2 separate regions of the Homo sapiens genome follow, and region 2 is linked to region 1. The links are chromatin loops, found by intact Hi-C in ENCODE. Cell type or tissue: endothelial cell of umbilical vein. All regions are shown on one strand. Links, peaks and the distances in the headings refer to the core of each region. The heading gives the core; the rest is flanking DNA. Region 1 overlaps NBAS (NBAS subunit of NRZ tethering complex). Region 2 overlaps NBAS (NBAS subunit of NRZ tethering complex).

Region 1 (8,339 bases), core at 230-8,229:
TGTTTAGGACCTCCGGTACCTAATTAAGGGTTTCTCCTTGATGACAATAATTACCATCTTGCAAATCCCACCTCTTTGCCAAGTACTATAATAGGTACATTCTCTTTTTTTGTTAATGATTGTATGAGAAGATATTATTATTTTGGTTTCACAGATGAGAACATGAGGCTCAGGGGTCACACAGCTAGTAAGCAGCCAAAGCTGAAATGTAAACACCAGACCTAACATTCAAAGTCTATACCCCACCATGCTTCTGCTTTTAACCTAAGTAGGAAGGCTTTATTATATTGGAAAAGGGTTATTTCTACAGAGGAATGAAGTTGTTGAAAGCACCTTGAGGCATATAATATTAGCTCTGCAAAACACTAGAGCAGACCTACCCCAACAACTCGCCTAGCTGTGCTTCCTTTTTAAGCCCACTTACTCTCCCAGGCTCCAGCTGAACACTGCAGGGGGCTCTGGGCCATTTTGGGTGAGATTATGACACGAGAGCACCTCCTAAATGAAACCTATACCCCTTTATCTTCAACACATTGACCTTAGTCCTGCCCTGGGGATTTTCTCAGATCACTAATGTCCTTCTTCCAGTGACAGTCCTTCACATATTTGATAAATGTGATTCCTATCCCCTGTAATCTTGCCATGAAGGCACCAGAACCTTCTAGCATTATTTACAGTGGCCAGTGTCCAAGCTGGGGGGAGAACCATAAAGATTTTCAGAAACGCATGTGTGAATCGACATATTTATACAAAACCAAGAAACCTTCCTGTCTTTGGTCCCCTTTAACTCTGTCCAGGTTTCAAAGTTGTGGGTATGTCTATTTATTTCTATCGTTTTAACCTGAACATACAGAGATCTGACTTGTACCTCCTGTCTGGATGCGTCCAGCAATAGGCAGCTCACTCTGCAGGTCAGCCTGGGATTCCTAAACAGCACTAGTGGTTGGTTAATTTACTTGGTATGAACAGACATATCAAGCATGCATTGTGCACAGCCTGGCACTGTGTATGAAGTGAAGAATAGGTAAGACGCTTGTAAAGATGCGATAAAATATTATTATCCCTGTGCTTAAATGAATAATCTCATGGAGAGATTGACATGTGAAATAATAACACGAAGAATTAACGAAGGTAGCAAGGAGGTAGGTACAGCGTGTGGAACTAGCCAGATCAGGGCCCTCAAATCCAGCATGTGGGTTTGGTTGCAGAGGTGATCAAGCTTGGATTTTCAAAGATTGTCTCCGTCTCGTTGTGAGATCGTGAGCAGATGATTTGTCATAGTTTTGGTTTCAGAAGTAGTATTCCATTAAGTGCCATGCCAGGAGTGAAACTGATGGTATGCTGAGAAAATGGAAACTGCATATCATATTCAAGTAAATACAGAATACAAAAATTATCTGTATGTGTTTTTCTCAAGCGTATACTTACGTTGTCCTTTTATTTTTCTACCCTTGTGGTTGATATTTTAATAACTTTTATTAGTAATAGTATATATGAGAACAAGACAAATATGTTTCCCTAAAGTAAACAGTGAAATAGTATTAAATAATCTTGAAAGCAAATGAAATGAGGGCTGCATGCATTATGCTTCTGGAATTTCAGCTTTCCTCATTATTGTAATTACTCTTAGCTTGATATAGATCCATAAAATCAAAGATTTTAAATCAGAGAAGGTTCATTACCTATTGTTGGAAGAGGAATTAAGCAGATAACATTTTAATGGCTTGGAAGACAGCAGTGCTTTGTGCTTTAATAGATTTCTTTCCCAAGATCTGTAAAGTATCATTTATTCTCAAAAATTAATTGCTGACACACAAAAAACAATCTCTGACAGAGATAGCAAGCATTTTACTCATCTTCTGATATATATAAGCCCTTCCCTTTCTAGAAAATCCTTTTCTCATGATTTGTTTGCCTGTATTAACATCAGCTATTTACTGAACCTGGACTCTGCACTTGGCATTGTGCTGGGCACTTAAAAGCTTGTATTATTCCCAACCCTTACAGACAGTGTGTATTTCTGATGTGGAAACTGGAGCTCAGAGAGATCGTCCTGAACAAGGTCACACAGTTGTTTAGTGACAGAACCAGGATTGGAAATTTGTCTCTAACCCAAAAGCCTGTCTTCTTTTCATAGCACCAGACTATCTCTCACTGTAATTCAAAGTTATTTGATCAGGGGAATTAAGTCAACTAATTCTCTGGACTTGTCTCATATTTATTTCTCACATCCAAACCGCATCCAAAAATGACAGAATATATTTTCTTTCTCATGCCCCTTAAGCACCAGTCAACCCACTGGCAGGGCTGTGTGATTTTCCACAGACCATATACCAAAGTCAATTTCTGATCAATTTAAAAGTCAAATGTTGTTAAAAGTCAGAAAATATAAAAATAACATATCAGTTCCTTTGAGGAATTGTAAGTTCTGAGTTTTAAAGCAATAAAACAAGTCATAAAGGAGTAGATCCTTTCCTGACAATATGAAAGTGTAAAACTTCTATACAACAAAAAACAACCGAAACAGAACTGTAAACAATAGGTTAGAATGTTCATGATAACAAAAATCAGGGTTAAGATTTCAGTTATACAGAGAATCCTTCACATGTGAAAGAGTGGGAAGCTGTTATAACTCTCCTAAATGAGTGAATGATTGATTCTTCCCACAACAAAAAATAAAAATGATAGGAAATTTATGGAAAAATTCATTCTTGCAAATAAATTCAAATGAAAGCAACCTTGAGGTACCATTACATATCTCCTAAATTAGCAAGTGATTTTTTCCTATCAAAATATTAACACCTAAAGCTGAGAAGTTCGTGATGTGACACTGATGCATTCCCATGCTGATGTCACCGCTGTAAGCTGGCACAGTTGACATCATTATGTGGTTGTGCTTACATTCATATTTAGAACCAAAAAAATGTTTCAGATACTTTGCCTGATGTATTAATTTGCTCATATTACCCTAACAAAGTACCACAGACTAAGTGACTTAAACAAGAGAAATTTATTTTCCTACAGTTTTGGAGACCAGAAGTCTGATGTCAAGGTGTAAGGTTGGTTTCTTCCCAGGCCTCTCTCCTTGGCGTGTCGACGGCCGCCTTCTCACTGTCCTCACATGGCTGACCCTTGCTTTGTGTGCGTGTCCTGTCTTCTCTTCTTGTAAGGACACCGGTTATATCGGAGTCCATCCTGATGACCTCATTTTACCTTCATTGCCTCTTTAAAGTCCCTGTCTGTAAATAAAGTCACATTGTGAGGTACTGAGGGTAAGGGCTTCGACATACGAATTTGTGCGGGACACAGTTCAGCCCGTAACACTGCAGTGATACCTCCCCTGGTAACTTGTCCTATGCCGATAATTTCGATGAAGAAGAAAGTATGTGCAAAAAAACATTCATGGTAGTGTTTCAGTAATATCAGACAACTTAAAATGGCTGAAATATTTATAGAAGTCAAATAACTTATAACAACTATTTTGCAGCCATTAAAATTTTTAAGACTGAAAACTATGTAAAAAACAATTTAAAAATTCTTAGCATATAATGAGAAAAATAGAATACAAATATCATACGATTAATTGTGGGAAAAAAATCTATGCACATGGACAGTTACTGGAGAGGAAAGGAGGGTGAAATAATTCTCTTGTGGTGACCCAAACATGGATGACATACAAATTACCGTCACACAGCCTGAAGAGCCAGACCTCAGGTGCCTTGGGAGTATGGAGGAAGGAGGAATCAGCTTGGCCAAGAGAGTTAAACAAAATGTCAGCAAGAAGGTGGCATGTTTTTTTCCAACTATTTCCACTTTTTTATTTTTATCTTAAAAAGAAAAAGTAGGTTAGAATGAATAATGCATGGTCAGAGAGTACCAAGCTTCTGTGGCAGATAGTACTAAAGTTTTAGTATGTTTAGTACAAATTTTAGTCAAAAACAAGAAAAAACAAAGACAACTTGAGGCTTAACAAATTAATCCAGCAACTCAGCAGTGTGCTGATGTCACAGTGTTGGAGAGTGCTTTGGGACAGGACACCCAGCACTCGGCTGTGCTGATGGGAAGGATTCTGTCTGGCCTTGGTGCCCTGATATGTAGAAAGGAACATCTTGGCTGTCTATGACCTGTTCCTTCTCTGAACCTCAGACGACTCTTTAAAATGTACTTGTTGGAATGGGTCATTACAAAGGCCATCTCTTTCTTTCTTCTTTCATTTTCTATTTTGTTCCCAAATACACACAGAAAAATTATCTATGCAGTATTTTCCGTGCAGCTGACAATCTTAAAGTATACTCTGGCCATTCTGTATTTCTTGCAAAGAGCCAGGCCCAGGTAGAATGTCAGAGAAAGGAAATAAGATAAAGTCACCCACCCTGCGTTTCCAGCACTTGATTTTATCTGAAGCCAAACCCAAAATTCCTCCCAACCTTTCCCTGCTCACTGCCCAAGCTCAATGCAGGTCAGCAAACGCAGACCTTTATCGTTCTTTAGGGAACCTCTGAGTGGGCCGGGGCCAAGGGGAAGGAAGCATGCATTTCATTTCCGTGTCTTTAGCCTTAGGCATTCTCAGCCAAGAAGGCAAGCAGCAGGCTTTTGGAGAAAAGACAGCCTACCCTGCCCTTCCCCACCCCTTGCCCTCCCTGCCAGAATGAGAGCAGCTTCTGAAAAGCTGGGTATATCCAGCCAGAAACACGGGAAGGATTTGGTTGCACTGGATAGAAACACAAACTATGAAGGGAATGAGAGCAGCAGCGGCCGCAGGCGTTAACAGAACCCCTGTCTCTTCCTCAGGCTGGAAGAATCCATCACTACCTCTCTAGGAGACTGTCGGGCTCCCAGAGGGGAGGGTTAGTGAGTAAACTGAAAGAATAATAAAGGTGTCCCAGCCTAGAAGACGTATTCAGGGCAACAAAGAAAGTATTGCCCTGCAGTGTTCAGATTCTGAGCCTTTTATCTGTGCATCTTATCAAACATGTGCCTGTAGCATCCTGGCACACACTGTTCTGTCCTGCAGGGTTAGGCAGGGGGATTCTTTGTTTTGAAGGATGAACCAAGATAACACATACAGTAACTCAGATGCCCTGTGTGTGTGCACGCATTAGCATGTGCATGCACGTGGCTGGAGGCAGCCACACAGACTGAAAGAATGTGAGCTTTGGAGTGATTCATTCACTTGGGTATTCATTCCACAAATCTTGCTCAGCTCCTAGCATGTGACCACCCATTCTGGACATGGGGATACAGGGGTGAACAGAAGAGACAAGATCTCTGCTCCATAGGAACTTGTGTTCTGGAGGGAAACAAACAATAAACAAGTAAACTAGGCCGAGACACGGGCTTCTAGGCCACTCCACCATGGAGCAACTGTATCACACTTGACCTCACTGAACCTGCCTCTGTCAGAGGAGGTGAGAACTGTCTTGAAGGGATGTCTGAAGACTTCAAGGGCCTCTCAGGGTTCTGGCACGTAGACACCGTGCTGCTGAGGGCAGGAGCTCTGTGGGGTTGAGACTCTTGTTTGCTAGGCATGAAGAGACAGGGAGAGAAGTGGGATGGAAAGAAGGCATTCAGAACTCACAGGCAGCCCCAGCGAGGAGAAGTCAAAGCTCCGTGCCCCTTCCAGCACAAAAGCAAGTCCATTGAACCGGTGGCTTTTTCTGTCATCTAGCTCCTAAAAACAAAAACAAAGGTAAATTCCTGGAGTTCAACCTAAGTGTTTTGGGTCAAAGGTGGGGTCAAAGGTGGGCTGTACAAGTGTTCATGAATTGGGAGGCCGGAGAAAAGACACTGAGGGTTTGCAGAGAGGGTCTTCTGTTCTGGAGTCTAGTTCTATTCAGTCTCTCTGAGAGGTAGGGTCTTTATCGTGTACTTGTGCAGTTTACAAAAATGTGACAAAGTTTCATAATGTAGGTTCACTCAGCCATTTAACAAATGTTAATGAAATGGGGAGCTGAAATGTAAAAGTGATAAAACTTCTGTGCCTTCAAGAATTTCCCAGTCGGTAAGGGAGACAGACATACAAATTACTATCATACAGGCCGGGCACGGTGGCCACGCCTGTAATCCCAGCCCTTTGGGAGGCCAAAGTGAGTGGATCACCTGAGGTCAGGAGTTCGAGACCAGCCTGACCAACATGGTGAAACACCATCTCTAATAAATACAAAAAATTAGCCAGGCGTGGTGCCATGCACCTGTAATCCCAGTTACTTGGGAGGATGAGGCAGGAGAACCGCTTGAACCCAAGAGGAGGAGGTTGCAGTGAGCCGAGATTGCACCACTGCACTCTAGCCTGGGCAACAAGAGTAAAACTCCATCTCAAAAAAGAAATAAATAAAATAAAATTACTTATCATACAGCATGAAGAGGCAGATCTCAGGCATCTTGGGAGTATGGAGGAAGGAGGAATCCTTGGTCATACTCCCAAGTATTGGCCAAGAGAGTTAAAGAAAATGTCAGCAAGAAGATGGCATTGGAGGTGATGTTTACATTGGGTTTTGAATGACCCCTGTGGGTAGTAGGAAAGATTCACGCTATCCGATAGTGGGCAGGATTTTATTCTCAGTACTTCTCTTGCTTTAATTCTCACAGTCAGTAGACAAGTAGACACAGTTGACCTTCGCATCTTCAATAGCCTTTCTTCCTTGTCACAGAACATGCAGGAAGAGCACATTGTGTACAGTTGCATAATATAGTTGGTCTAAACGTTAGTTAATTGGCTTTGACATTATTTCTGAGAGTCCTACAATCCAAATTATTAAAAAGGCACAGTAACGTTAAGAAAAGCCTGTCAGGAATCTGTTTTATGATACCCCAATGTAAGTGAGAAGCTCCGAATTTTGATAATATGATCAGTGTGGACTTGATTCTTTAAAAAAATATTGAAAATAATACATATATTTAGAAGACAAGACCAGGGAGAAAGAGAATACGCAAACTGAAAGAACCTATGAAACCGTTTTTTAAAAGGCAAGGTTGGTACTGAGCTTCCTAGAGGCTGAAGCAAAAATAGTTTAAAACCCCACTGTTGGTTATCTTACTCGTATCAGTGGGCTTGAGGGACATACTCTTCTCTCAATGGAGTACAAAAAAGGTTTTCTTGTTCCAAAAAAATTTTTTTCATGTGTATTTATATTCAAGAAAGATACAGCATTAAAGAATGTGGATCACAGTGAAAGTACAAATGAAACAGTAAATGTGGTTGTTAAGAGCACAGACTTTGATGTCAAGATTGACCCAAATTTACAATCTGGCTCTACAACTGGTTACAATGTTAAGCAAAGTTGCTACACCTCAGTTTCCTTTTCTGTCAATTGGGAGGTAAAAGTGCCAGTCACGGGGTTGAATCAGAAGGCCTTGGTGAAGAGATGCTGGTACAGTGTTGAATAGTTTCTGGCACCCAGTATCTGGAAGCTGTAGTGATGATTGCAGTGGGGTTCTTGTGTCTTCTTATGTTAAGAGGAGCCCCGTCTGTCATCCCAATCTGTGACCTACCTCAGAGGTGCTCGTGACCCACACACGCTTTTAAACCCAGGCCAGGGCATGAATGATGATGAAGGCAGCCCAGTGGAGAGCGAGGGATCCAAGGGGGAGGCGAACAAAGCAAACACCCCCTCACGCTGTGCCTGTCTTATTTCTTGAAGGTGAATGATTCCAATTGTGACCAAGAACTTCTTTCCCTGCTCCTGGATGCCAAGCTGCTGGTGAAGTGTGTCTCCACTCCCTTCTATCCACGTATTGTTGACCACCTCTTGGCTAGCCTCCAGCAAGGGCGCTGGGATGCAGAGGAGCTGGGCAGACACCTGCGGGAGGCCGGCCATGAAGCCGAAGCCGGGTCTCTCCTTCTGGCCGTGAGGGGGACTCACCAGGCCTTCAGAACCTTCAGTACAGCCCTCCGCGCAGCACAGCACTGGGTGTGAGGGCCACCTGTGGCCCTGCTCCTTAGCAGAAAAAGCATCTGGAGTTGAATGCTGTTCCCAGAAGCAACATGTGTATCTGCCGATTGTTCTCCATGGTTCCAACAAATTGCAAATAAAACTGTATGGAAACGATGAGCAAGCTGCCGCTTTTTTAACCTTTTTTTTCTTTCTTGTACTGAGTGGTGAACATATTTTCTTATTGATTAAGAGACTCTTCCTTCCCACCCTCCTTTTTTATTTCAACCTGCCTTTTCTGGATAGAATTCAGTTTATAATGTGTCCACAACTGTAGTTCAGCAAGTTGGATGTGCTGGTGGATGGGGTGGCATTAGGAAGGGAGGGAGTGTGCAGAATGCCTGGCGGTCAAGGCAGGTGTCATGGGTGGAGGGAGGGTGGACCTGGACTCAAGTTTCAGATTAGTTA
Region 2 (8,339 bases), core at 212-8,211, 190 kb before region 1:
CTTTATAGGCAGAAATAGGAATCTCATTTTGAAAATGAGGAGACAGGAATAGAGAAAAGTTAAATAATTACTGAGGATTTTATAGTTAAGAGGTTTTAAGTTAAATCCTTTACTCATATTCTGTTTCCACCTTTTTTGACACTATATAATAATAATCAGTGGACTTTATTGTCCTTCATTTCATTCACAAGACCTTTGCATCTGGCTATTTTCACAGACATTCAGCAGATTTTACCACATCTCAAATCAAAAATTAATTGATCTGATAACATAAGAGAAAGGAATGCATCCAAATGAGGTTATGAAAGAGACTGAGTAGTTTAGATACCTGGTCTGTTAGTCATGACTCAACCAGAGGAGCAGAAACTGTAGGAGAGGTACATGTTAAAGACTTCATTACCAGGAATGGGCTTTTACTACTATGGGGATTGGCTAAGCAAGTCTGAAATCCATAGGCAGTCAGTCAGGAAGAGAAGATCAGGAGCAGGAGGGAACTCTGTGGATATGGCCTGAAGCTGTCATTCACAGGTGGGAATCTCTCCCCAACCACCAGCTCTTTCTTTTTTTTCTGACTGTTTTTTGGGTTTTTGTTTACAGAGACGGGGTCTCACTATGTTGCCCATGCTGGTTTTGAACTCCTGGGCTCAAGCAATTCACCTGTCGCAGCCTCCCAAAGTGTTGGGATTGCAGGTGTGAACCACTGCGCCTGGCCCCATCTCTTTCTTTCTTTCTGGAAAACCTCAACCTCTTTAAAGCCTTCCCTGAAGTTCAGTCAGACCCACCAGGATTATCTAGGATAAACTTCTTTACGTAAAGTCAACAGAGTACCGTATTTAATTATATCTGCAAAATAACCTTCACAATACCACCCAGATTAGAGCTTGTAGCCTAGCTAGGTTGACATAAAAAAATTATAATCTGGACCTTTCATTTTTAATTTAATGTATTCTGAAGAAATGCAAACATTTCAATGTTATGTAGGAAATAGGTTTTATATTGTGTTATAGGTGCATTTATTATAGAGAAACATTACATATTCCGTTTCCAATATATGTTACTGTTACTAAATCATGAGTGTGTTATTCTAATAATAGGTTTATGAATCTCAGTGCAACATCATCCCTTTTTAAGAATTTATTTATTTAGAGACAGACTCTTGCTCTGTTGCCCAGGCTGAAGTGCAGTGGGATGATCATATCTCACTGTAATCTTGAACTCCTGGGCTCAGGGGATCCTCCTGCCTCAGCCTCCTGACTAGCTGGGACTACAGGCATGTACCACCATGCCCAGCTAATTAGAAACATTTTTCTTTTCTTTTCTTTCTTTTTTTTTTTTTTGGTAGAGATGAGGTCTCGCTCTGTTTTCCAGGTTGGTATTGAACTCCTTCCCACAAACGATCCTCCTACCTCAGCCTCCCAAAGTGCTAAGATTACAGGCGTGAGCCACCGTGCCTGGCCCTAGAATCTTCTCAGAATAGATTGGGCCAATACTTGCCTTGGATTTTATTTAAACTTATGAAGTACATAAAGAAGATCGATAGGGACATATTTTAAAAGTTTTATTCAACCCTTCCTGTAACATGTTTGCTTTTTCCTCCAAACCATATTATAGCTTAGAAAATCAAGGGCCCTAAACATATTTTCTATTTTTTCCTGGAATTTTTTTTTTTTTTGAGATGGAGTTTCACTCCTGTTTCTCGGGCTAGAGTACAATGGCACGATCTCAGCTTACTGCAACCTCCGCCTCCTGGGTTCAAGTGATTCTCCTGCCTCAGCTTCCCAAGTAGCTGGGATTACAGGCATGTGCCACCACACCTGGCTAATTTTTTGTATTTTTAGTAGAGATGGGGTTTCTCCATGTTGGTCAGGCTGGTCTTGAACTCCTGACCTCAGGTGATCCGCCTGCCTCAGCCTCCCAAAGTGCTGGGATTACAGGCGTGAGCCACCGTGCCCAGCCATTTCCTGGAAATATTAAAAATAATTTTAAGGCTCTTTAAAATATGAAATATATTAGATTTTTGTCCTTTTTAGCCTACATATCCAAATTACATTGTATTTGTTTTGTAGCTGAATTATTTGTCTCATAATTGAAAATAACATTCCGAATTTAATCTGTGCCATTTTTTTGTTTTTGTTTTTTTGAGCCAGAGTCTCACTGTGTCACCCAGGCTGGAGTGCGGTGGTGCGATCTCAGCTCACTGCCACCTCTGCCTCCCGGGTTCAAATTATTCTCATGCCTCAGCCTCCCGAGTAGCTGGGATTACAGGCATCCTCCACCATGCCTAGCTAATTTTTGTATTTTTAGTAGAGATGGGATTTCACCATGTTGGCCAGGCTGGTCTTGAATTCCTCACCTCAAGTGATCCACCCACCTCGGCCTCCCAAAATGCTAGGATTACAGGTGTGAGCCACTGTGCCTGGCCTCTGTGCCTGTTTAATTGAGAATTTACAGTCGTACTGCACAGCAATGGTACATGAAATTTTGGTCAACAACGATCTCATATGCAATGGTGGTTCCATAAAATTAAAATAGAGCTGAAAATTCCTATCGCCTAGTGACATCAGCCGTTATAACACGTTATTCACTTTTTTATGGTGATGGAGATGTAAACCTCCTATACAGCCAGTTGTGTAAGTTTGCCACATATAGTTATGTTGGTACATAATTCTTGGTAAAGTTACTAAATGACTATGTTACTGGCTTAAGTGTTTACTATACTATGTTATTTTCAAAGATGCGCCTCCTGTTTATAAAAGAAAAAAGTTAACTTTAAAATAGCCTCAGGCAGGTCCTTCAGGAGGGATTCCAGAAGGCATTGATATCATAGGAGATGATAGCTCCATGTGTTATGGCCCGAAGGCCTTCCAGTGGGACAATAGGTGGAGGTGGAAGAAAGTGATATTGATGTCCTGACCCAGTGTTTGGGCTAGACTAATATGTGTGTTTGTGTCTTAGTATTTAACAAGAAAAGTTTTAGAAAGTTAAAAAAAAAAAAAAAAAAAAGGCTGGTCATGGCGGCTCAGACTTCTAATCCCAACACTTTGGAAGGTTGAGGCAAGTGAATCACTTGAGGCCAGGAGTTCCACACCATCCTGAGAAACATAGTGAAATCCTGTCTCTACAAAAAATAAAAATAAAAATTTCCTGGGTGTGGTGATGCATGCTTGTAGGCCTAACTACTTAGGGTGCTGAGACAGGAGGCTGCCTTGAACCAAGGAGTTCACGAGGTTACAGTGAGTTATGTAAATATTGATCATGCCATTACACTCCAGCCTAGGCGACACAGTGAGATTCTGTTTTGTTTTGTTTTTTTTTTTTTTTTAAGTTATGGTAACCTATAGTTAACTTATTACTGAAGAAAGAAAAATATTTTTTTACTAAATTTCATGTAGCCTCAGTGTAGAGTGTTTATAATGTCTGCAGTAGTGTACAGTCATATCCTCGGCCTTCACATTCACTCACCACCCAACAAACTGACTCACCCAGAGCAACTTCCAGCCCTGTAAACTCCATCCATGGTAAATGTCCTATACAGAGTTACCATTTTTTATCTTTTGTACAATATTTTTACTGTACCTTTTCTATGTTTAGATACACATAATTCTTACCATTGCATTCCAGTTGCCCATAGTATTCAGTACAGAAATATACTGTACAGGTTTGTAGCCTAGGAGCTATACCATATATATAGCCTAGGTATGTAGTAGGCTATACCATCTAGGTTTGTGTGAGTGCACTCTGTGATATTTGCTCAAGACGGAAATGCCTAATGACACATGTCATAGAATGTATTCCTCTTGTTAAGCAACTCATGACTGTATTTTTTTGAGCCTTTCTATTATGTGCATAACTTGATGCTGGGTATTGAGCATCCAACTATGAACCAACCCCTGTCCGTCAAAAGCTTACATTTTAATAGATAATAAAGATTATTAAAAAGATAATCACAATTTTTTTTGTCCGGATAGCCTACCATTCAAATAAATTGTTTTAAAGAGAGTGAAAAGTAAAGGAATATGTTGAAAGGGCAACGAAAACCTATATTTTATGTAAAGAAATAAAATATTTTATGTAAAATATTTTAAGAAATATTTTCTAAAACTTTTGGGAAAATAATTTTAGATCTTTTAACATGAGCTGAATTTTTCTTGTATATTTTTAGACTCTAGAAACTTACTCTGATAAATAAAAGATTAGTACTGTCAGTGAAACTATAAACTTATTTTGTGTTTAAGGTTTTCCCCCTTTATATTTGTCATTTAAGAACACTCAAAGGGGAAAATACTTTTAAAAGACCTGGCAAAAATGTTTAAAGTCCCTGTTGGGACAAAAACTTTTTCTTCATCTACTTTGTTTCAAATGGTTGGTCAGGTGCCTGTGAATTAATTGACAATAGACAGGAGAAAAACAAGATTTTTTTTACAGATGCATGCAGAAGTCACTTAGTGATTAATAACTCTTGAATAGCAAGAAGTAAGGTTTATATACCAACTTAACAAAAAGGGGGATGGGGTGGGAGGGGCTAGGGCTTCAGTGGGAAAGTATAGAAGGTTCTGTTGGGCTTTTTGATGCGAACTGACAGTCTCTGTTCCAACTGAGTTCTCAGGAAACTCCTGTGGAGGAGGTTTAATTGCAGTTTTATTTTAGGAGGACAGTGCTTTATTCAGATAAGATAAATTCAGTTAGGATTTCTTTCTGCATCTTCTGTAGCTCAAATGTTTTCACTTTGAAATAACCCGCATGCCAGAACTGTGATCCCTTGAGCCCCAAATTATTTTCATTCTGTTAGCCTTTAGAAGGAAAAAAAGTCAAAAATTTAATGTAGATAGTGTGTTGGCTAGCATAGTAATTTTGTGGCTTTTGCAGATCACAGGCCGGTTGGCTCCTCACCTAATAAAAATGAACACAAGCCAGGTGTGTTGGTTCATGCCTCTAATCCCAACATTTTGGGAGGCTGAGGCAGGAGGATTGCTTCAGTCCAGGAGTTCAAGACTGGCCTGGGTCATATAGCAAGACCCTGTTTGTACAAAAAATAAAAAAGTTAGCCAGGTTTAGTGGTATGTCCCTGTAGGCCCAGTGACTCTGGAGGCTGATGTGGGAGGATTGCTTGAACCTGGGAGGTCGAGGTTGCAGTGAGCAGTGATAGTGCCACTGCACTCCAGCTTGGGCAACGGAGAGAAACCACATCTCTAAATAAATAAATACATGCACACGGGCACACGCGCACATGCACACATGTGTGCGCACACACACACATACACACACACACGGCCAAGCAGCTTTCCCAGTCAAGGCTTTTATTTTAGGGTTTGGGCTCAAGCACATGGGAGACAGCAGAGGCACAAGGACTCTGTAGACTCCCTGAAAAAAACGGTAGGGATTTTTTGTTGTTGTTTTTGATTTTGTTTTTAGGCAAAGAGCAGGAATTGATATCTGTGGTAAAGTATGCCGGCTGGGCTGGGCAGCGCAGGTGAGTGGTAGGGTGTGCAAGTGAGTGGTAGGGTATGCAGGTCGGTGTTATTTGGTTGCCATAGTTACCTTAAATAATGGGTCACTTGGTGGTCTGGCTGGTAGCAACAGGCCGCAGATCCATTTCCAGCCTTTGTTCCCCAGGAGAGACACTCCACAACCTTAGTTTGATATTTAGATTTTCTTAAGTCCATTTCCCAGAATTCTTTAAGTAAAAGGCATGGTCAAACATCATGAGAGCACAGAAGAATGGCCATTCTCTTGGTATGACTAAAGCCCCAGGGTTAGTGGTTATATTGCCAGCAAGATAGTGGTGTGGGTTTTGTGATCAGTCGGACAAGAGAAGACAAAAGAAAAAATGCTTGAAGGGGGAGCCATATCCCATTCCTATGTATCTCATAGTGATCCTGTTTACACAGGGTAAAGTTAATAATGTAAGACTTGCTTTAAAGATATTGTAAATTGTATTTTTCATCCTCATTTATATATATATTCATCTGTGTGATTGAGATCCATGGGTGCTGTTAATGAAAAAATTATCCCTGATGCATGTTTAAATGAGAGGCTGAGGCATGGGGATCACTTGAGCCCAGGAGTTTAAGACCAGCCTGGGCAACATAGGTTTTGACCTGTCTCTTCAAATGAATAAACAAAAAATTGTAAGCGAGACTCTGCACTATAGGTACAGGGACTACTGCAATGGAATTTTGCAGTAAGAGAGAGAAATTGGGCTTGTTAAAAGTAAACTTATGCTCATTAAAATTTTAAGGGTTTATTTTCAGCAGACAGCAATTCATGAATCAGGCAGCACCAAACTCACAGTAGTTCAGGGCTCTTCTGAGTGAGTGTGATGGGAAAATTGTATAAGGTGTTTGTGGACAAAGAAAATACTTGATTAGTTAATGTGGGTAGTCTCTAGTTGTAGTTGGTTGTTTCTGATTTTACTGTTTCCATTGAGTTGGGTTTTACTTATGTTGGAACCTCAGTTGGGGCAGATGGAAAATTACAAAGAAGAATCACTGTGGTAAGGAGGCATTCTGGTTAAACCACCTAACAGGGTACAAATTCTTGCCTGAGGGCTGGCTAGGGTGCCAGATAACATCTGGGGGTTGGTGGTGGGGATGAGGGATTTGATCAGATTACCAGGGATGACCAGATATCCAGAGTGGAGGATTCTGGCTACAACTGATAGCAGAAGTTGTGCTAAAATTGGGCTCTCAAGGATATGTCCAAGGACAGGGCCCAGTAAGGCTCAGAGGAGCCCAACGAGAATTTGTTAAGGAACAATCTTTGCCAGTGCTCTGGACAGCATTTGCATTCCAATTTCTAAATAGTAGTTGAATTTTTATGATGAGAAGTTTATTGCTGCATCATCTTCATCCGTTCACTTAATCTGCTGGTCATTATTTTTCAAGCCCTTTTTATAACCTGGTTTCTTTTGGAAACATAAATTTTCTTCTCTTTCCCTTACCCTGGTAATACCAAGACTTTTTTGTAGGGTTCCAAACTACCATGATTTTGGACTTCCTGGTTTGGGTATTTTAATTGGGAACTAATATTAATCATTGATCTCTTAGGAGACTGATGGCTAATTCCATGCTTCATAAGTGGATTGAAAGGTCAAAGCAACTTTTTCCTCTCATCATTTAAAATCCCTGTAATCTCTCTGTTTTATTTTTTAAGTAATTTGAAAGACAGTGTTAACAAGCTCTTCTATCAATTGACGTTGCTTGTCATAATCATTAAGTCCTTTGCTTGGACTTACAGGTGAGAACCCAGAAGAAAGGCGGGGACAGGTTCTAATCCTTTTAGTGGAGCAGGCACTTCGCTTCCATGACTACAAAGCAGCCAGTATGCATTGTCAGGAGCTGATGGCCACAGGTGAGTAGACAGCTTATTTAACACTTTGCTTATGTCCTCTTTATGTGATGGATAATGGAAAAGGTCTGTTCTGAAATCAATTGACCTGATTGGTAAGCCAGCCACATTGAGGCTTGAGATACATTTTATGAGCACTGGTAAGTATATAGGCTGTGTACTTATATGTTAATGTAAACATTTTAACAGATTCAGACATTAAATTTTATTTGAGATTTTGGTTGCTTTCTAGTCCCTATTCAAAACATGCTCGTAATTTAAAAATAATTTTATGCAAAATATTTCAATGCCATTTCCTGTATTTGTTATCTAAGAGAAAATTTAAATTTTTATATTAGTTTGTGTCTATATAGTCAATATTTCCATTCTTTAATTTTTTTTAAAGATAGTGTATTATTTCGTTCTCACACTGCTATAAAGAAATACCTGAGACTGGGTAATTTATAAAGGAAAGAGGTTTAATCGGCTCACAGTTCTGCAAGCTGTACAGGAAGTAGGGCAGCATCTGCCTCCGGGAAGTCTTCAGGGAGCTTTCACTCACAGCAGAAGGCAGAGTGGGAGCAGGAGGCTTAACTGGCTGGATTAGAAGGAAGAGAGAGATGGGGGAGGGACTACACACTTTTAAACAACCAGATCTCAACTCACTATCACAACGACAGCACCAAGTGGATATGATGTTAAACCATGAGAAATTGCACCCATGATCTAATCACCTCCCCCAAGGCCCCACCTCCAGCACTGGGGATTACATTTCAACATGAGGTTTGGATGGGGACACAGATCCAAACCGTATCAGATAGCATAGTGCTTTTCAAACCGATGTTGAGAAATTGGGAAGTGGTTTGCAACTCCAAAATTCTTCATATTGAAATTCAAATTCAAGTCTCTGCAGGATAATCAGATTTTATTGTAGAATAATTTCTCACGTAAAGAACACATTCTTCAGTGTGATAGGGAGTTTTGTTGTTGTTGTTGTTGTTGTTGTTTTCTTA

The links. Peaks named below come from ENCODE experiments on the same cell type or tissue, not always from the same donor. Only the 100,000 strongest peaks of a DNase experiment are listed, where the experiment ranks them.
Region 2: it touches region 1 in a loop (12-fold over the local background); 1 of 110 quality-filtered maps calls a loop at or near these places.

The regions. Positions count from the first base shown.
Region 1 is chr2:15,166,625-15,174,963 of GRCh38, reverse strand. NBAS (NBAS subunit of NRZ tethering complex) reads left to right here. Exons shown (of 52, transcript NM_015909.4): 52 at 7,641-8,048. The coding sequence ends at 7,916. Among named protein-coding and RNA genes, the nearest start is that of NBAS, 390 kb to the left of the region's middle. In endothelial cell of umbilical vein, for the core only: no CTCF peak of the experiment used is centred there; DNase peaks (open chromatin) are centred at 4,533 and 5,123; H3K27ac peaks cover 2,375 bases.
Region 2 is chr2:15,355,314-15,363,652 of GRCh38, reverse strand. NBAS (NBAS subunit of NRZ tethering complex) reads left to right here. Exons shown (of 52, transcript NM_015909.4): 33 at 7,237-7,350. Among named protein-coding and RNA genes, the nearest start is that of NBAS, 200 kb to the left of the region's middle. In endothelial cell of umbilical vein, for the core only: no CTCF peak of the experiment used is centred there; a DNase peak (open chromatin) is centred at 3,462; H3K27ac peaks cover 3,450 bases.